2 separate regions of the Homo sapiens genome follow, and region 1 is linked to region 2. A link is an interaction called in ENCODE POLR2A ChIA-PET data of the cell type or tissue named here. Cell type or tissue: PC-9. All regions are shown on one strand. Links, peaks and the distances in the headings refer to the core of each region. The heading gives the core; the rest is flanking DNA.

Evidence for each region. ChIA-PET counts read pairs that join two places held together with the same protein. Peaks named below come from ENCODE experiments on the same cell type or tissue, not always from the same donor. Only the 100,000 strongest peaks of a DNase experiment are listed, where the experiment ranks them.
Region 1: POLR2A ChIA-PET joins it to region 2 with 15 read pairs; 2 of 35 experiments call an interaction of 5 or more read pairs at or near these places.

What each region holds. Positions count from the first base shown.
Region 1 is chr4:159,278,292-159,288,879 of GRCh38, reverse strand. All of the region lies in intron 7 of RAPGEF2 (Rap guanine nucleotide exchange factor 2), which reads right to left. Among named protein-coding and RNA genes, the nearest start is that of MIR3688-1, 150 kb to the right of the region's middle. In PC-9, for the core only: no CTCF peak of the experiment used is centred there; a DNase peak (open chromatin) is centred at 5,019; H3K27ac peaks cover 796 bases.
Region 2 is chr4:158,885,423-158,896,010 of GRCh38, reverse strand. It overlaps FNIP2 (folliculin interacting protein 2), which reads right to left. Exons shown (of 17, transcript NM_020840.3): 15 at 4,365-4,565; 16 at 146-261. SPMIP2 (sperm microtubule inner protein 2) reads left to right here. Exons shown (of 5, transcript NM_152543.3): 5 at 2,294-2,877. The coding sequence ends at 2,308. Among named protein-coding and RNA genes, the nearest start is that of FNIP2, 120 kb to the right of the region's middle. In PC-9, for the core only: no CTCF peak of the experiment used is centred there; a DNase peak (open chromatin) is centred at 8,190.

The DNA.
Region 1 (10,588 bases), core at 785-8,784, 390 kb before region 2:
TGTGGAAGGAAAGCTTTACAGACAGAAGGAATATCCAGAGTAAAGACCTTCAGGTGGGATAAACCTAGGAATGGTCGAGAAACAATTTCAAGGTGACTGGAAGGTAAAGAGTGAGAATGTTGAGGGAGAAAACATGCACTCAGAATCTGACGGTTCTGAGGAGTTCATGCACTGGAAGGTAAGGCGTGAGAAAGGCTGAGTGGTACAAATGGGGTCAGGCAGTAGGGATTAAGCCTACCAAAAAGTAGGCTCTGTAAGTGCAATGAGAAGTCACTGGGTTTTTTAAACAGGAAGTTAACAAGACCCAGTTTTGTTTTATAAGATCATTCTGGCAGGGGGTGGGGAAAATGGCTTGTAAGGGGTTAGAATGGAAGTAGGAAGACAAGTTAGAATGGAGTGAGGTATGCCATCTGGACAACAAACTTAAAAATCGCCTTTCAAAACCTAACCTGAAGGTACTTTAGAGAAGCCTCTGTATTCAGCTATTCAACTTTTTAAAAAAGTAAAAATTTGATATGCTGGAAGCACCATAAAGGTGATTAGGTATATATCACAAATCGCTACAATACTTTAGTACTGGCTTCCTACAGATTATGTGAGTGGATAACCAAATTTCCAAGGTCAGATTTTTAAAATTCTCAAGTTACTGCAGTGGTAACTTATGAAATATGGATACTTACTTTGACTAAGTACTTAACATCACCAGGAATTAGCATCAGGAGGTCAAAGATTATGATATGAAATTATAGAGAGAATACATGGCTAGTTCCAAGATGGCTGTTTAACTCAAGAAAATAATTTTAAATTCTTAGTAGTTCAGTTTACTCACAAGTGTGGAACAGACATAACAAGGTCTGTACTGCCTACCTAACAAGACAGTTGTGAGAACAAATGGAAAACAGATGTGAAAGAATTCTGGTAATATAAAGCATTATGCAAATACAAGTTTTTGTATAAAGCACAATCATAGACCTGGAAGAGCTTGAGGATTCATTTAGTATAATCTTCACATTTCACAGCTGTAGGAACCGATATCAAGAGAGGTGAATTAGCTATGCCACTGCTTAAAGTAGAATTTAGATTTTGCTTTTATATCACAGAAAAATATTAATTTGAGTAGTTTCCAAATTTTCTACAATGTAAACTATTATTAATTTTAAAGACAAGTATTCCACAAACCCCCATAAATCCTAAGAAGGAAAAGTAACTTGGAATTCTTTATTAACAATTTATTATGCATGTAAACAAAAATTAACATATTTTTACTTCAATTCCATGATATACATACATTAAATATAATTGCTCTTAGAGAAGCATATAACTTTCATAATGCTTTATAGTCAAGTCCTATCACTCAAGGAGACATCCAAGTAGCTTTACGTGATTTTTGGCACTGAATTACACTGAAGGCCTTCAAAGACAGTTTGATCTTCAAAATAATCCATATTAATATTCTTCCTAAATAGAATGTCTGTATTTCTAAAATTCCGTATCATCTAAAATTCCTAAGAAGCTTATATCAAAATTTTTTTGCTGCTTAGGTAAACAATATTTATTTCCATATTTTATTAAAATGTTAAATATTAAAGAATCACATGACATAACAATAGCAATAGTTAACAGTGTTAATCTTAACTTATCATTAAGATTGCTAATGTGGATATTCAGTGATTGATGTTTACTGGCTACTTATTGCCTCCAGTCTTTATACCCAAATTTGATTTTATCTAAGTTTAATCTAGTCAAAAGAGAAAAAAAAAATCCTCTCAAGATGAAACAATTATCTACTAATTCTAAGCTTACTGACATGTTGCCTATACCTGCATTTTTGTACTTCTTATTAATTTTCCTCTTACACATTCCATAATTACTTATCAAATGGCTTTTTTATATTAAACACATCCTAGACATTACAGACAGAGTGATGAACTGAATAGATGAGGTACATACTCTCACGAAGCTTGCATTCCAGTGGGGAAAGACATAATAATCAAGCAGTAATAACATGAACAACAACAAACAAAAACCCAAAATATAATAATCAATGTTTGGCAGAGAATTAGAATAATATGGTGTAACAGAAATGCCCGAGGAAAACCTCCTATAGCTGAGATCTGAGAGTCATGAAGCCAGCCAGGTAAGCATCACAGATAAAATTCTGAGCAAAAGAAACAACTACGGAAAAGGCTCCATGGCTTGGTCTGTTAAATGTACAAAGGGAGGATCAAAGCAATGGAAGCAGAGTGGGTAAGATGGAGAAAAGTCCAATGAGAGGTAAGAAGAACAAGTGGGGCTAGTTCATGCATAGTTCTCCAGGGAGTGGAGATTCATTCTAGTCCAAGTGCAATAGAGAGCTACTGAGGAGTTTTAAAATCACAGAAATAACAGTTTGATCTACATTTTATAAGTCTGATTTATATTTTATAAATGTGAAGAATAGCATGCAGAAGAAGGGCAGATGAGAAATAAGGGGAACTCTAGGAATAGTACAAGTACTATTAGGTATTTGGAACAGTACAACATTAGGAATGGTACAAGTGAGACGATGGTAGCTTGGACCAGGGTGGTAATAATGGAGATGGAGAGAAGAACATCAATTCATGGTGAGGCAGGTAGAAGAAATAAGACTTGCTGAAGGATACAGAGGTTTGAGCAACCTGAGGAACCAAAGATAATCCATAGGTTTGGGGTTTCAATATGTGCATAGATGGCAACCCCAGTGATTTGAGATGAGGAAAACTAGGGACTCTAATAGTTTGTTGACTGCATGGTTGGTTGGTTGGTTTGGGTTAGTATTTGGTGGTGGTGGTGGTGGTGGTGGTGGTGGTGGTGGTGGTGGTGGTGGTGGTTGGGGGGAACAGTTAAGTGTTAAGAGTTGTATTTTAGCCATGTCAAATCTGTGACAACATCCACATCAAAATATCCAGTGGGCAATTAAATATAGAGTCTTAATTTTTAAAATTATAATCAACCAATTGATGTCTCATTTTGTGGGCAAAACTTTGCAAAACTTTTCACCTGCTCATTGAGTGCTTACAAGTTAACACATACAAGTACAACAATGATGATCAAGATGACAATGATGATGAGGGAGGGAATATTCTGATCCGTACTGTGATGAGACAGTGATTCTTGAAATCAATAAACACATGGGGTAAGTAGATAAAAGGTCTCAAGATTTCTCTTCCTTTTGAGCTAAGCCTTACTTAAAATAGTTACATACATGTAGCCCCACAGGAATGTAAAATAGGAATTCATTTATATTTTAAAGTTAAGTTTGCTTAAACGTCTACACTTTTGCTTATAAATCTCTTAAGGAACTTGAGAAACACCTAGTGCTTCCTCCAAACATAGAAACCTAATAAAAGTTCAAGTGAAATATGAACTTGGATAGATATTTGTCATTTGAATTAATGTAGCTTTGTAAATAAATTCTGTTCTTTAATGCTTTCAATTTTATCAACAGGATTAGCAAACCTCCTGAGATGGAATCCTCCCTTTAGACTGTAATTCATAGAATTCAGATTAAAATCAATAAAAGAAAATAGTAACCAAAACATCAATAACAAAACACACCAAATAAATCAGACATAAACTTTGATATTTGTTATGTGTCCTCTTCACTTGAAGGCCAACATCTGATATCTGTGATTCTCTGGTGCTTATAAACTAGATAGCTTCATGTAAACTAGATATATACATACCTTCATATATGACTAAATAGGGCTTATTCTAATGTATTCTACCAACTATGGAAAACTGGAACATAAAAAAAGTAATAGAGGTGGAAAAAATCTCCAGTCAACACAAGAAGAGTATGTTTCTTTTCTTTTCTTTTTTTGAGACAGGGTCTCCCTCTGTCACCCAGAATGGAACATGGCTCATTGCAGTCTCAACCTCCTGGGCTCAAGTGATCCTCCTACTTCAGTCTCTCAAGTAGCTGGAACCACAGGCATGCTCCACCACGCCCCGCTAATTTTTCAGTTTTTTTGTAGAGACAAAGTCTCCCTATGTTGCCCAGGCTGGTCTCCAACTCTTGGGCTCAAGTGATCTCCCGCCTTGGCCTCCCAAAGGGTTGCGATTACAGGCGTGAAGCCACCGCACCCAGGTAGAAGAGTAAGTTAAGGAAAGATGTCTTTAAACAATTTTCAAGAATTTTATATATTTCATATATTCCAGTTAATGATGGTTCAAATCTATGAGATATTTTGAAGTGAACTGAACCAAAAATGAAGATTTATCACCTTAATTCAGGAAAAAAGGGATAAAGTGTCTATTGGAATGAAATCCAGAGGAGTCAGGCACTGCGTATCCCCCACCAGGGCACTGTTTCATTTACAATTCGTGTGTGTGTGTGTGTGTGTGTGTGTGTGTGTGTGTGTGTGTGTGTGTGTGTGTCTCCATGGCGGTGGGAGGTAGGCATTAACTATATTCTTAATATTTCCAACCTGACTTCTCCATGATCCCTTAGGAAAAATTCTTAAGGTGCTCAATTTCACAATTCCTGAAGGATTCCTTGGAGTTATGTGTACAAGAAAAGGCTTACATAAGCTTCTCCCTCCAAATCAAGGCTGAGGCAAGAAAATACTTGGCTTACACGAGAGTAGAGTTGATAGAGTTAGTACATTACTGTGTTACTACGTTAGGCGAAGGTAGGTGCTTTTCTCCATTGATTGGGGAAAACTCTAAAAAAACAACTGTTATTCTGGTGGGGTGTATTGGGAAGTTAAAAGGAGCCAATGAAGACAGATTTCAGAGCTTTTATGTTACTTTTCAATAAAGAAACTTCAGCCTGACATTGGTCATTTTTCTTAAATTAAAATACAATTTCACTGTGAAACAGCCTAAAATCAAATGTTACATTTAGCATGTAAGAATTTCAGTGCTAACACCTCTTTTGGCACAGATTCTCAGTTTTTACTGCATGCAAATTTGGGGAGGGGGGTGGAGAATGAACTCATGGCTTAAGAATCTGGCAACTGCTTGAATTTCACTGTAAAGACGCATCATTAAGAAGCTAGGAATCTGAGTCACTTAATATCAGGCTTCAGCTAAATACTTAAATGGTTACATAACACCACTAATTTTTAAGAACAAGAAAGGGTTTTTTTAAAAAAATGTCCTGGCTTTAGGATTTCCTCTTTCTGTTTTTCATACTATAAAAATATCTTGTTTGATCCTTCAATATATTAAAAAACTTATTTGCTTTCTTCTTGAAGAATAAAAGATCTCCACATCTTCATACAGATGCCCATTATTAACCTGACACTCTAAGATGCATCTTTCTTTGGCATTAGATAATTCATTTCTCTCTGATAATGATTCATGTTTATGATATAAGATAAAATATGAGAAATTCCATTGTAATAATTAAAATATCTCTAAAATTCTAGTGAATTCACACATTATCAAATAACTAAACTGAAAACTAAAAACCATGCTTTAAATCCTGGATGCTTCACACCATGCAGATAACACATCTGAACCAATAACAAAAGTTTTCACTCAAGCTTTGACATTTCGACATGTAGTAGATATAACTTAAATTTTGGAAAAGAAATAAAGAACACATTGGAAAATTATTTTTTAAAAATCTTTTAAAGTTCTATATGAATAGTTTCTCAACATTAGCTGTAGTAAAATTAGAAAAAAAAATTCGACGTTTATCATTAACCAAAGGTACTATGTATATCATTAACCAAAGGTATTATCTCTTTTGAGATCAGGGTCACAAACAACTAACATGAATTTGCTTAAGCCTTAAGAGCTTGTTTTCCCAGTATTTTGAAAAGGGTGAGGAGAACCAGATAAAAGAAGATATTATAACTTCCTATAAACACTGTATTTAGAGCAGTAAGAAAGCAAATAACCATGCTCCTCTTACATACTCAACATTAAATTATCTTTCACAAAGAAAAAGGCATTTTTTTTAACAGATACAGCAGTATGTGCAGTTATAGGAAGTATAGAACTCCCACATCCTGGCCTTTACATTCTTCTTCTTAAAAGAACGCAGCATTTATGAGCCCCATAATGACTATTTTAAATCCTTGAATCACATTGCAATAGAAAAACACTGTATAGCATAATGTATAATGGCATATTTAAATACAGCCCCAAATCCCATGCTTCTATAATCTATATTAAGTTGTGAGCAAATAAAGACATTTCTACCTTGATCATTTCTTAAGCAAAGGTTAACCAGAAAGGCAAGCCTTAGGAAGAAATAGAATACATACCATGATGTAGTCTCTTTCGTTAGAAAAGGCAAGAAAAACAGATTTAAATTAAGACTTGGTGTATAAAAGCCGAAAGCATAGAATTTGTATCCACATAATGAACTGATGTCTCCTCTAAAGACGTCAGATTGCTGTTCAGCTAAACTATCTAAAAATACCTCCTTGCAAACACACACACACGAAATGACTACAAAGACAGGTCTTACTAAGCAGCTCGACTTGCACAAAATCACTTAATAAGTGGGAAAAAATTGAAGTACTTAGGGAAAAAATAATAGAAATTTTTCATATCAATTATGATCTTTTATGAGCTATTTTGCAAACCAGCATCAATGTGTAAAGAGTAGTTAATAAAGGATCTTAAATCGTAATTAAGCTAAGATGTCCAACAGAAAATCATGTTCTATGAAGTTAAAATCAAATAAAGAAAAATAAATCTCTGAATCACCATCAACATTCTATTTAAAAATCAAGAAAATGAAAATATCCTAGCTGAAAAAGCAGGAGTCAAATTCATGGATGCCACCGTGTGTCAGGCCATGTGCCAGATATGTAATTCCTGCAAAAACCTATGAAGTATGCATCATTAACAGTATTTGACAGATCAGGAAAAATGGTTCTGAACATTGAAGCAATCTGCCTACTGTCACACAGCTACAGAGAAGAGTTGGGTTCCAACCCACATAGGAATGACTCGAGCATTACAATCTAACAACAATAACTGGCATTCACATAAGCTTTACAGTTTGCAAAAAGATTCTGATGACATGAACTCCAGTTTTCTCATTTAAACCTCAAGTTTTCATCTATAGAATGAGGAGCAGAACCCCATTTTGCTCCTAATATTGTAAGATGACTAAAGAAAATCACACACACAAACACACACAGAGCACTTAATAAAATAATTTTAATTATTACTGTAACTATTAACAATTTTCCTTTTCCTTTTCTTTTTTTTTTTTTTTTTTTGAAATCAAGTTGCACTCTTGTTGCCCAGGCTAGAGTGCAATGGCATGATCTCAGCTCATTGCAACCTCCGCCTCCTGGGTTCAAGCGATTCTCCTGCCTCAGCCTCCCGAGTAGCTGGGGTTACAGGCACCCACCACCACACCTGGCTAATTTTTAATATTTTAAGTAGAGAAGGGGTTTCACCATGTTGGCCAGGCTGGTCTTGAACTCCTGATCTTCAGGTGATCCACCTGCCTCAGCCTCCCAAAGTGCTGGGATTACAGGCATGAGCCACCATGCCCAGCCAATAATTTTCAAAACAATATTGTGAGGTAAGACCAGTATTACAATCATGATCTCCATTTTGAAGGGAGAAATCAATAACTTTAAGAAGTTAAATGATGGCCAGGTGCGGTGGCTCACACCTGTAATCCCAGCATTTTGGGAGGCCAAGGCGGGCAGATCATGAGGTCAAAAGAGCGAGACCATCTTGGCCAACATGGTGAAACCCCATCTCTACTAAAAATACAAAAATTAGCTGCACGTGGTAGTGCGTGCCTGTAGTCCCAGCTACTCGGGAGACTGAGGCAGGAGAATCGCTTGAACCCGGGAGGCGGAAGTAGAGGTTGCAGTGAGCTGAGATGGAGCCACCGCACTCTAGCCTGGAGACAGACCGAGACTCCGTCTCAGGAAAAAAAAAAAAAAAGAAGTAGTTAAATTACTTGTCTACGCATTGTACAGCTAGCTAACATCAGAACAAGAACTCAAATCAAGGTCCTTGGTAAATAAAGTACTTTATTGTTTTACTACACAAAAAACCTAGTTGGAATAGTTCTTTCCTATTGCTGTGTAGAGGTCCACAGTTGAAAAAAATCAAGATTTTGTTTTAAATATGCTTATTAAAATGCTTGAAGATAATATACAATGAGTATTGTTAATAAGTTTTGCTACACTATGTATGACACTTCAATATAGATCCAGTTTGTTCTCAGGCTCAGGGTTCACAATTCAAAGTCACTCATTAACTTTATTATAAACAAACTTGACGACAATATCTTTTTCCATAGCAGCTTTGGATGACACTTAAAGGAGGGAACAATACAGAGAAAGGAGTAATGTATATACCTGTGACTAATAAAGCCAGCACTTGACACGAACTCCTTCAGGGAAGTGCTCTTGTCCTACCTACTCTAACACCACAGCCATCATGATCAGACATACACTCTTTTCAGAGAGTAGAGACCGAATATAGTGCCACTAGCAGTGCCAAGAAAGAAGAATCCATCATCAGTGGATTTCAGGGTGCTCCGTTGTGGCTAGGTTAAAATATATCTTAATACAGCTTTCTAAAAGGTCTAATTATTATTTCACAGTCAAAACCGTAATAAAGACAAACCTAATTATTATTTATTTATATGTATTTTAAATGGCTAAGACAATGTTGCTAAGTCAGTCTGGCTGAGAAAACTCCTTCATCCGGCTATATACTAAAATTAGCTCCCTATAAATTACTTATCTAACTAGAAACAAATTAAGAGAGCAATCATATCACCCAAATAGTAAGTCAAAGCAGGATTATTTTCTAAATCCAAGTCTAAAAAAAGGATAACATGAAAGACCTCTGGCGAACCATATGGATGGGAAATTTCAGATAAGCATGGTGACCTGCTCCTAAAAGGTTAAATTAACAAGAGAAAATGTGCATATAGGCCGGGCACAGTGGCTCACACCTGTAATCCCAGCACTTTGGGAGGCCGAGGCGGGCAGATTACTTGAGCTCAGGAGTTAAGAGAGCAGCCTGGCCAACATGGTGAAACCCCATCTCTACCAAAAAAAATCCACAAAAATTAGCTGGGTGTGGTGATACGCACCTGTAGTCCCAGCTACTCGGGAGGCTGAGGTGGAAGAATCACAGGAACCCAGGAGGTGGAGGTTGCAGTGAGCTGAGATCACACCACTGCACTCCAGCCTGGGTGAGAGTAAGACCCTGTCTCAAAAAAAAAAGGAAAAAGAAAAGAAAATGTGGATGTGGATATAAAGAGTTAAAGAGTAGTTCTTCAAAACAAAATTGTATTCTTGCAATTCTGGCTAAGACTGAGGAACAATAAAATATACTGCTTTTATTTCCATTGAGATCAAGGTAAAGTTACTCTACATTTTATGTCAGGGATGGTAGCAGTTACGACATGGCACTTATGAAAGCCCTTTGAAACTTACTTGAAAGAAAATCACTTCTAAATGTTGAGGGAGGAATAAACTGTTCGAGGACTTTCTGATTAGAATTATAATCCACAGGACACACTGAAAACAAAAGGAATTGTCCATCCTTTAACCTATGTACAAAGGAAGGTGTTTCATGCAGCTTCCCCAAATAGACCTGTGCGTGCGCATGCATCTGCACGTACAAGAAAAACCTGCCAATGGCTCCACCAGGCGTTAGCTTGTGACTGTGAGAAAGTTACTTTACCTCTCTATGTCCTGATTTCTTTAGTATGTGGAGGCAGCACTCTTACATTATTGTGAGGATTCAATGAGATCATAAATGAAGAGTTTCGAACACTGCCTGGAACAAAGGGAGCCTTCCATTTTAACTAATGATATCATTACTGTTGTTTTTTCACTCTAATAATGAACTAGTAAAAAGAAGGTTGCTGCTGAGTATGGAACCGTAGGGGATGGAAAAGGCAAACCAACTTAAGGACAGTCACCTAAAGGAAAGGGAAACATCAAGTGTACTCAAGTGTACTGTCTCTGCCTCACGTGTGTAACAGGTTTAATTTTCCTTACCTCCTGGATAGTGTGGATAAAAACTTCCTACAAAAATATAAGAATTGTATTTATGGGTTGTGTATTATTCTAAGTACTTTATAGGTTTTACCTCATTTAATCTTCACACAACCGTATTACCTCCATTTTACAAATGAAGATTCCATGTTAAAAGACCACACAGCCAGGGTCACACAGCGAATGAGTGATGAAGCCAGATTGTAAATCCAAGTTACTGGTTCTGGAGTTTTCTGACCACAATGCTACAGCTCTTACTAATCCCTTCTCTTTACGTAACTTTCTTCACAAAGGTCACAACTGGCCAGATTATAGTTTTCATAATCACATGTACTAACTATTTCCTAACTTGGGTTATTTTTATAGATGGGTTACTAGCAGCAGTTTCACTTCTAAGTCAGATTCCCGCCTTCCACCCACTGCTAAATTTCGAGAGCTCCTGTGGAACCCTGAGTAGTTATTTCAATATATTTCAGTACTCAGGTTCCTTAGGGGTAGGAATGATAAAATCATATAAATTATAAGAGTAGAGTATTTAAACCAATGTGGGAGCAGGTCATCTTCAACCCCATTCTATCCTGGGTTTCTTCAAACCCTGTGTTCTAGGACTTCCAGAT
Region 2 (10,588 bases), core at 1,245-9,244:
CAGAGGCACGTATCTGATGGACTCCACATACTTTGATGGGTTACCAGGGCCTGAGGTTTAGGGTGACACAGGCTAAACACGTTAGTGGGTACAATGCTAGGGATACCTATCAAAGGGACAAGTGACGGCACTTCACAGAACTCACCCCAGTACGACACCTAATTCTTTCACATGGACTCGTGTGTGTCCCCGGAGATATTCAGATAGCATTTTACTTTTAAGGTACATCTCCTGTAGTCTATCTTCAAGATGCATGATGCACTGCAAAGCCAAGAACATTCACAATGAGGGCTAGAAGTCAAATCTCTGCCAATATTTTAAGAGTCAGAATTTTCTTAATTCATTTCTAACTACACAGCTTTTATCTCATCAGTTTCAAATACACTTAAAAAATCACAAGCCATCTCAAACCCTACCACTACCAGGTATAAGAATAGGTTCTTGTAAAACAAAGTTTACTTTTGCTAACTATTAAGATTTACATATGTATTATTCTAGTCTTTTTAAACAAGTATTTTTTTCATAGTTGAAATCATTCCAAAAGTGTTTCTTGCCTTTAAAAAACTTTATAATAATCCTTTCCCATATTAAGAACTTCTTGATATAATTTTTATAGCTAAACAATATTGAGAATGTGAATTTACACGTAACCACATAGCAAATTGCATTTTTGTTATAAATAATTTAGTAAACAGTATGGTTTTTGTTTTTTTCCCCCAATAGCTCAGATTATTCTGGCCCAGTACATTTCCAGAGGAGACTGACGGGAACAGGTCATTTTGAACCTCCCCCACAACTTTTTTTTCTTTTGCTTTCAAGAATGTATTTTAACTAGGTCTTTAATAACAATAAAGAAAAGGCAATTATTTTCAGGACATCTTTACCCTTGGAATAGTGTTCAGCTTCATTTTTTTAGAGAATAGCAACCATCTGTGTCTTTCACCAGAGGCAAATGCTTTTGCATTTGGCAGGCAGATACCCGAGCATCTTCAGTAAGACACCTGATGGCTTTGGCAAGGGTAATTCCATCATACCTAATTTTCTTCTAGACCATTAGGCCTGTTATTTTCAAGGTAAAAAGATTAACAGATGCATTTGAAAATGTTGATCTTGACCATCTGGGCTGATCAACGACATGGAAAAAATATCTATCAGAGATGCAATCTTTTCAGTTTTTCATTGGTTTAAAATCTTAAATACATTGTGTCAGGTGGATGAAACACAACTGCTAAGTGACTAAGAGTAATAAAGTAAGGAGGATTTCACCAATTCTCATGGAAATGCTCCTCCAAGTAAACAAGGTGGTAAAAGGATCTTTATTAGCTTTCAGTTCCTTATGGAGTGAAATAGAAAATTTTTAGTAAGAGTCACAAAATATTAAAAATAATATTCATATTACATTGAACCCTTTCTGTTTGGAAAAAGTAATTACAGTGTTCACAGCCTATATGAAAACTGTATGATGCAGTGTGGAAATAAGAACTGTGGTCTATATGAAATATATACTAGACGTGAAATCAAAGCATTTAGACAACTTTTAGCCAGTCATAGTGGCTCACGCATGTAATCCTAGCACTTTGGGAGGCTGAGGTAGGAGGATCACTTGAGCCCAGGAGTTCAAGACCAACCTAGGCAACATAGTGAGCCTCTGTCTCTACAAAAATTAAAAAATTACCTGGGCATAGTGGCCCACACACCTGTAGTCCTAGCTAATCAGGAGGCTGAGGTGGGAGGATTGCTTGAGCCTAGGAGGTCAAGGCTGCAGTGAGCCAACATCATACTACTGCACTATAACCTGGGTGACAAAATGAAACTCTGTCTCAAAAAAAAAAAAAAAAAAGAAAACATTTTTTAAAAGACTTGATTATTCCATTGAACCATGCTGGGGGCTTTTTAAACTCCTCTTTCTGGGATTTTATTCCTGAGATGGATTTCTCCAATTTTTAACTTCTAAAATTTCAAATAGCTACCTTCTCTTTTTGTATTGAAGGTTCTAAAAGCCATTTAATCACAGGTTTCATTCAAGTGATTTTTTTTAAGGAGAATTTTAAACTGCAGATAAAATTTTCTTTGATCTTGGTTTTGTCAGGTTAAATAAGTCATTCACACTAGTAAGTGCTTGAACACACTTCTGTCCAAAGGAAGTAAAAAGAATTAACTATAACAATTTATTGCTTTGATAACCAAGATATCAACTGTGACAAGACGTATGTATTATAGAATGAAATATAAAAGTTTGGCAAATACTTATGAAGTAAACTATGAAGTCTAATATACATTACTTCTCTTACAGAAAAGGAAACATTAACCTCTAAATCAGCATAACTCAACCTGCTTTTAGAAGGAGAAACTGCCTACTACTGTATAACAAAAAATAAGATCATAATAATCCACAAGTGCTTCTCATATTGCCCCAGGACAGATGTCTTGCAAGAGTACGCTTCAGCTTAAAGCCCAAATAAACAGTTTGGAAAAAAGGTGTTGTCAGTCTTTGCAACCATTAATATTGTTTCATGAAACTAATTGTTATTGACTATCATACTAATAGTAGCTGTTTACTGAGTGCTTATAACATCTAACACTATTCCAAGTGCTTTACATTCATTCTCTAATATAATTTCATAACCATAGGAGATAGGTTCTATTATTTCCCCAGCTTTGCAGATAAGGAAATTAAGGCTTTGAAAGAGTACATGGTTAGGAAGTAGCAGAACTTGGATTTGACCCCAGGTTATGGGGCTCTAAAGCTAACATATATGGCTTTTAAAGTATTTTATAATATTGGCATGGTGCTTTAGCAGTAAAAAGCAGTTATATCCCTAATTTTCAGAAGATTCTCACAGCACCCTTGTTGAACAGGTACTATCTTTCTTTTACAACTAAGAAAGCTGAGGTTCGGAGAGACTCGGGATTGTCCATTGTTACACAACTAACCAACGGCAAAGCCTAGACCATAACCCAGCTACGCTCAGTGGTCTTCCTGCCTTGCCACACTGTCCCGACTTTGATAACAACCAGACGGTATTTCAGAGCACCTTCTTCAAAGTCATAAAAGTCTAGACTCTTTTTGAGGAATGGGTACAAGTATAGATTTGGTCATAAAAACCCAGGACAATGACCATTACATTAGCAATTAGCGTAGGTAATTAATATTTAAAAACTTCCTGCTTTGTTGGGTAAACAGGTTTGCATCATTTTTGGAGGCCAGGAAGCAGATAACAGATGTTTTGGTTTGGGGCTGTGCTGCAGAGAACAGCGCTGTGCAGACAGGAGGGAACAGCAGAGAAAGCAGACTCTTTCCTCACACACCTGTCTCTGAGGTCAGCCCATCCAAGCTCTACCCAGCTATATGCCATATGCCCTTAAGCTTCTCTCTCTCTTTTTAAGTGTTCATCACCACTGGAAAAGCTTTTCTTCTTTTGAAACCTTTCCCCCTCCCTCTCTAAATGTATTTTCTCTTTCTTTCAATTTCTCTGCACATACGCAGATACTGAGAAGATTTTGTCATGCATGTTAATTCCAGTGGCTGGGGGGAGCTACTGATACTTTTCTAAGAGTGTATAGGCTCTGTCTGTTGTTTGTATTTAAAGTATTGTTACGAAAGTGATTTTAAAATCCCATTTGGAAAGAAGCGGATTGCTTGAGCCCAGGAACTCGAGACCAGACTGAGCAACATGGCAAAACCCATCTCTACAAAAAATACAAAAATTAGCTGGCATGGTGGCACATGCCTCTAGTCCAACTACTCAAGAGGCTGAGGTGGGAGGATCACTTGAGCCCAGGAGGCGGAGGTTGCAGTGAGCAGAGATCATGCCACTGCACTACTCACTCCAGAGTGAGACTCTGTCAAAAAAAAAAAAAAAAAAAAAGCAACAATTGATATAATCTTACATGTGTATAGTACTTTAAAGCTGGAAATGTTGGAAATGTTTACACAAATGATATTCTATTTTATCCTTAACACCTTTGTGAAAATGTTTGCTTAATAAAAGGAACTACAATCCCTTCAGAAACTGGCCTACTTATTAAAATATCAATCTAATAAAAGGAGAACTCATGAGTTCTCCAGTGGATGATTTACAGTTTCCTTTTATGCTTGATCTCTCCACCCATTCCTTATTTACTGCACCATATACCTCATTCCAAAAAATTCCAGTGCCGCTCCTTGTTATTTGTTTCACGGAAGAGCTATTACTACTGAAATCTATCCTGTTGCGAGTTTTATGCTGCATGTTCTAGTTTTAGTTATGCTAATCTCCAATTATATTAAAACAGTACTTTTGAATTTGTGATTTTATAATCAAAATGTCGTTAAAAGCATTTTAAAACTAGATTTCTTTGGTGATATAAGAACCAGTACTTACAAAATCAGCAGGGAGGTGAAGCTTATAGAGCTGTAAAATGGACTGAAGCAAACTGGACACCTGACTAGAGACCAGGACATCCTGGCCTAGTTTCATGTTGTCCGTCACTTTCCTCTGACTTGTAGCTACCTGCACACTCCATTTATCCGTGTCTGCGATAATACAGACAGCTTCAGCTATTGGCTCATCCAGGACTGGATGCTGAAAAAGAAACACAAAGGGATGGGTTTATTTATCCAGGTGAGTCCAAAAGGTCAAAGTTTCACTACTGATAAATACATTTAAATGTAAAATTCTTGACAGCCAGGCAGTTATGGATAGAGCAGATTTAACAACTGGTAAATTATGCCATAGGGTAAATAGGGTAAACACTGAAGCAGTCACAAGGACTTTTTTAAAGACCTAATTTCTCAAAACAAATCAAAGTGTAACTGCTTGGGAGGGATGGGTGGGGGAGGGGGAGGATAGAGAGAGCCAGAGACAGAGAGACCTGCCTCAAAGCCAATGCACATATGCACATTCTTCTAACCCTCATTTACCAAGGAAAATTAGTACTGGCTGCTTCCGTCCTTACTCCTTTCTACTATCCTGGGGTGACTGCTTGATTCTTTTGGCTGCTTAAATAACTTCCTCCAATAAATCCATCCGAATTTTCCTTTGAAGAATGATCTTTCTTAGACAAGGCCCGGTGAGACTGCAATCGGGTCCATCCTTCCTCTATCACAGTGTGTTTGTATGGCCCAAGCTATGCCAGCTGGATGCTCCTTCCCTGGGAATTCCTTGTTAGTACCAGCACAGAAGACCAAAAATGGTTGGCACCAGCATATTCCTGCCCAGACAGCAATTAGTACAAGGCCTGGTGGGACTTAGTACAAACACCTTCAAGTAGTCCATGGTTCCTGGAACTCCAGAATTGCCTTGTTGCCTATTTGAACCCTAATTCTTTTGACTTCTCATCAATTCTATACATTCCTAATATTCCTTCACTAAAGTCCCTCCTGTTTAAGTTAACAAGAGTTGCTAATTGCAACAAAGAACCCAAAGAGATATACAGCTTTGCCACTGGACCATGGTTACCTGTAATTTTTACGACTTAATCCAAGTAGTGGGAAGGCTGCAAATACAAATCAAAGATGCATGATGCAATACTGTAATTTTAACAGGTGATCTGACTCCCTAGTCTTGGACTCTGTCCTGTGCAGCTTTGTATTCCTTCTCACAAATGGGAAAGAGAGTGGTGAGATGAATGAAAACTTCGTGCGGACCAACATTTTTTCCTACTATTATCCAAGGGGGAATAGTAGGAAAAATAGTAGGAAAAACCCTGGTAATAGGGTTTATATTTTTCCCTATTATCAGGGTTTATAAAAATATAAGGGTTTAAAAAGATATAAACCCTATTATCAGGATTTATATTTTTCCCATTGAAAGGAACAGCAATCAGGCAAAGTCTGATGTTCAACATTTATTTGTCTGTTCAAATAATTTTAAACATGAGAGATAAAGAATTTGATAAAGTATATTTTTGAATTCATAAAGCCCAGTTTCCCAAGACAGTTCTCATTTTGTAGAATTGTTAACTGAAAAGTACAAAGATTTTCTTACACACATAATGACCCCATCACCATTTTCAACCAAAGGTTTTCATGACCCTTTCACCCCTACGCTTCTTACACATGCATATATACAGTCTCCAAAACGGACAACTAAAGATACAAGGCTTCAGTGACTTCTCTTTACAAGCTCCTCCAAGGTCTTGTTCATCCTGTGTTATAAATTTATATCAAGATGATGACGACTTGCCATCAATGAGTCTGGTCCTTATGGAAAAAAAAAAAAAAGGAAATTTGAACACTTCAAATATTTGTATTTTGAGCTCAAACTCCTTCACTGCTTTGCATTTGTCAGAAATCCACAACATGCTGGTCATGCCACGGGACAGATCTATATTAGAGACCTTTCTCTCATACTGACCATATGTCAACATAGAGACAATGAGTTGAACGTATGCCTGTCACCTTTCACAGTGAATTCTAGCTTTTGCAAAGGGCAAGGGGAGGAGGAGGATTGATTTGCAATAGGTAATTTGGACCCTAGGTTCAAATCGAACTTAGTCTTCTAAATGATCTTCCCACTGCAGTGGTAGGGAAGGGAAGAGTGTGTCAATCCCCAACAGTGCATAGACTATAAGTTATATAGTACCACTACCAACACAAAGTGCTTTGTTTTAAGCAACTAACTGCTGGAATAAGGGCCAAGAGGCATACTAGGAAGGTGATGGATGGAAGATTCTGCAAGCTTAGGTTATATCAGAAGGCTGTAGATTTACATGCAATAACAAAAAGGGACAGAGAGGTTGGCTCAATTATTTTAAAAGTAAGCATGCAAGAGAAATGTAAAACTAAAAAATACTAACATGAAAAATCAGCACAAGTCTTTGTATTTATTTATTTTTTAGAGACAGGGTCTTGCTTTTGCCCAGGCTGGAGTGCAGAAGTCTGATCACAGTTCATAGTAACCTCAAGCTCCTGAGCTCAAGTGATCCTCCTGCCTCAGCCTCCCAAGTAGCTGGACTACAGACATGTGCCACCACACCTGGCTAATTAAAAAAAACGTTTTTGTAGAGATGGGGTCTTGCTATGTTGCCCAGGCTGGTCTCAAACTCCTGGCCCCAAGTGCTCCTCCCACCTCTGCCTCCCAAAGAACTGGGATTATAGGTGTGAGCCACTACATTTGGCCTCCAAAGTTTCTTACTTTTTTTTTTTTTTTTTGAGACAGTCTTGTTCTGTTGCCCAGGAGTGATGTGGTGCAATCTCGGCTCACTGCAACACATGGCTCCTGCGTTCAAGCGATTCTCATGTCTCCTGGGTAGCTGGAATACAGGTGTGCACCATCACACCCACCTAATTTTTGTACTTTTGTTAGAGACAGGGTTTTGCTGTGTTGGCCAGGCTTGTCTCTAACTCCTGGCCTCAAGTGATCTGCCTGCCTTGACCTCTGAAAATGTTGGGATTATAGGCTCACAAGTCATTTTTAAATCACTGGAGCAAAGAGGCAGAATCTGAGGTAGAGACCTGAGTAAAGACGAAAGAACAATGAGTACACAGATTGAGACAAACTGACAAGAATTTGCGGGAGTCCATTCCTTGAAAGTGGGGCTGAATCTTCTCTCTGCATCCTTAGCCTCTAGCACAGGAGCTGGCATTTGAAAAATGTTACTTGCTGAATGAAAATGAGACAGATTAAGCACAAGCAAATGACAAGAGTCGATGAGCATCTTGTGTTCCTTACAGCATGGATTGCTGACTTTTATGCATGCAGGCCCCAGGAACAGAAAAGAACCAGCAGAACCTTTTCAAAAGAGAAAAAACTCCAAGAATTACATATTCTCAGGCTACTAAATACATAACACACAATTCCCTGAATCAATCCAATTGCCTCCATCTAACTATATCACTTAGTAGCTACTTACTTATTTACTAAAGAATAAACACCTTTTAAAGGAAGAACAAACTAGAGGGAAGTCTAAATATTCAAGAAAAGAAATGAATGCTGGAAAGAGATAAAAATATCATCAACTACTTTTAGTTACAATTCAAGGGCCACCGGGGCCACTGCTGGCCATCCCTGATCAGGCCTGAACTTGCACAGGGTCAGAGAGTTGAAGCTAAAGTTCTGGTGACTGGAGATTTCTGATCATCTTTCCAAAGGAAACTCAACCCCATTAGAGACTGGGCAGTGTAAACATATTATGATCTGGCTTATCAGTCAATCTCTAAGTTTTCAGAATTTAAAGAACTCTAAGATCTAGAAAACTATGTTTGGATTTGTCACAGAAATACATACCTGCACACTATGCCCTGGAATTCAATTTAACATTCCTCTTGGGTTTTTTTTTTTTTTTTTTTTTGAGACAGAGTCTCACTTTGTCACCCAGGCTGGAGTGCAGTAGTGCATTCTCGGCTCTCTACAACCTCCGCCTCCTGAGCTCAAGCAATTCTCCTGCCTCACCCTCCGGGTAGCTGGGATTACAGGCACCCACCACCACACCCAGCTAATTTTTTGTATTTTTAGTAGAGACGGGGTTTCACCATGTTGGCCAGGCTGGTCTCGAATTCTTGACCTCAAGTGATCCACCCACCTCGGCCTCCCAAAGTGCTGGGATTACAGGCGTGAGCCACCGTGCCTGGCTGGGAAGACTATTTTTTAGGCATCTATAGAACCACAATAAACAAACACTGAATTATATGTATGCTTCTTTATAATACTATTTCTTACTAGCCATACCTTAATAGTAGAAGTTAGTAAATAGTGAAATCTGTCAAGTAAGTTTTTTAAGTTCACAATTTTATCAAGTTCACATGCATAGCAGGTTTCATACATACACTTATTTGCAGTAACATACATGTAGCAATACTTTTAAGAAATTAAGTATTCTAAAAAATACGAACCTAAGATTGACTGATTTAAACACCTATGAAAAGCCTAATCCACTATCTGCTCTTCTTAGGACTTGGAGTTTGGGCATGGGAACTAAAGAAAAGGAATAGGAAGGTGGGGCATGCCTGTACCCCAACGCTGACAACTGAACCATGGTGAGCCTCACTTTGGCCTCCCATACACCTTAAGGAAAAGGGAGATATGCTATGGATACCTGTCAGTTTAGTAAGATTACTTGGTAAAATTTCTCTTCTTAATGCTAACATCTTTTTTCCCAAAGGGTTTTGTTACCTTGACTAAATATCTCTAGAAAAACAAACCAAAAAGCCTACGTTGTATAGTTACCTTTTTTAAAAGTTCTCCTGCAAACCATTATTGTCTCAGATTAATCAGGTCCTCATTTCAGAGTTCCAAATGAAAATCTGAGAGAAACACTAATATTAAATATAGTCATTCCACTTAAGATGCCTGTTTGAGAAACTTTACAAACCTTATGGATGCTGACATCAATTACCCTCTTTTCTCTCAAGCTAAGGAGAATCAATTTTGAAATACGTTTCCTGTCCAAATAATTTATCAAATTCTCCTATTAGAATGGATCTGCGATATGTTTGTACTTCCTCCATCAGCTGAGAAAAGCACTGCCCTATCGCCACCCTCCTGAGTGCCCACACCACACTGAGTGTCCAACGGCAGCCAGGGTATCAATGCAGAGCTGCCAGCCCGGCACCTTCCTGCCACCCTCTCCAGACCACTAACAGCAGGTTACATGCCTCCCACAGAAACTTAATTGGGTAACTCGGAAACTTCTGACAGGGACTTGCGGATAGAAGAACATGGGAGGTGAGTAAGGAGCTGCAGACAATTGTTAAGGTGGACAGCCAGTCTCCAGAAAGAAAGGAGGTAGAGGCCATATGCCATTATCATTTTCCCCTTGCTGCACTCATATGAGAAGTTAGAAACAATCATTTATTCATTTCTACCTTGTCAATATCTTGTTTACCCAAACTACTTTCCTGTGAAGATTTTTCAAGATAGAGTAACAAATGAAATACCTTGTTTTATAAATCTTTAGAAGATTATTGAGTTTTCTTTGCTATTACAGCTTGTTGAATCAACAGGATCAGCCTGGTTAATTTGTAGCCTCTAAGGATGGGTCCATTTCCTGGGAGTGTTAAATGCCTAGGACATTCCAATTTCAAGGTTTTAGGTCAGATTGCCGCACACACAAAATATGCTGCCTTGATTCATATACACATGACTTCTGCTTAACTTAAACTTCCACGAACAAGAAATTGTCTACAAGGTTTAGAGAATCGCAAGAGCTGTGGTTCTGATAATTCAACAAAGGGCAACAATAAGATGACAGCAAGGGCTCTGAAGTCAGATTGGGCTTGAATACAACCACCGTCACTTACCAGCTGTGGAACCTCAGCAACTCAATCTGGGCCTCAGTTGCTATGTCTGTAAAATGGGATAGTACTTAGTTCAGAGCTTCTGTGAGGCTTAAATGCCATTTAAAGCACAAGTTTTCTGTGAGAAAAATGTGTTGAAACGTGTAGCATAGAACCCAACACATTAGGTGCTCAAATGTTCGTCCTGCTGTCCTGAACCACCCTCTCTCTGTATTGACCATGTCCCCTGAAACCTCAGACTCAGGAGCTCACAAATAGTGCAACTGTGGACAACACTGCCCTAGTTTATGTACTTTACCTAAAACCTCAAACTTCTTAAAATACCACATGATCATTTCCTTCACCAACTCTAAAATCTACGCTAGCACA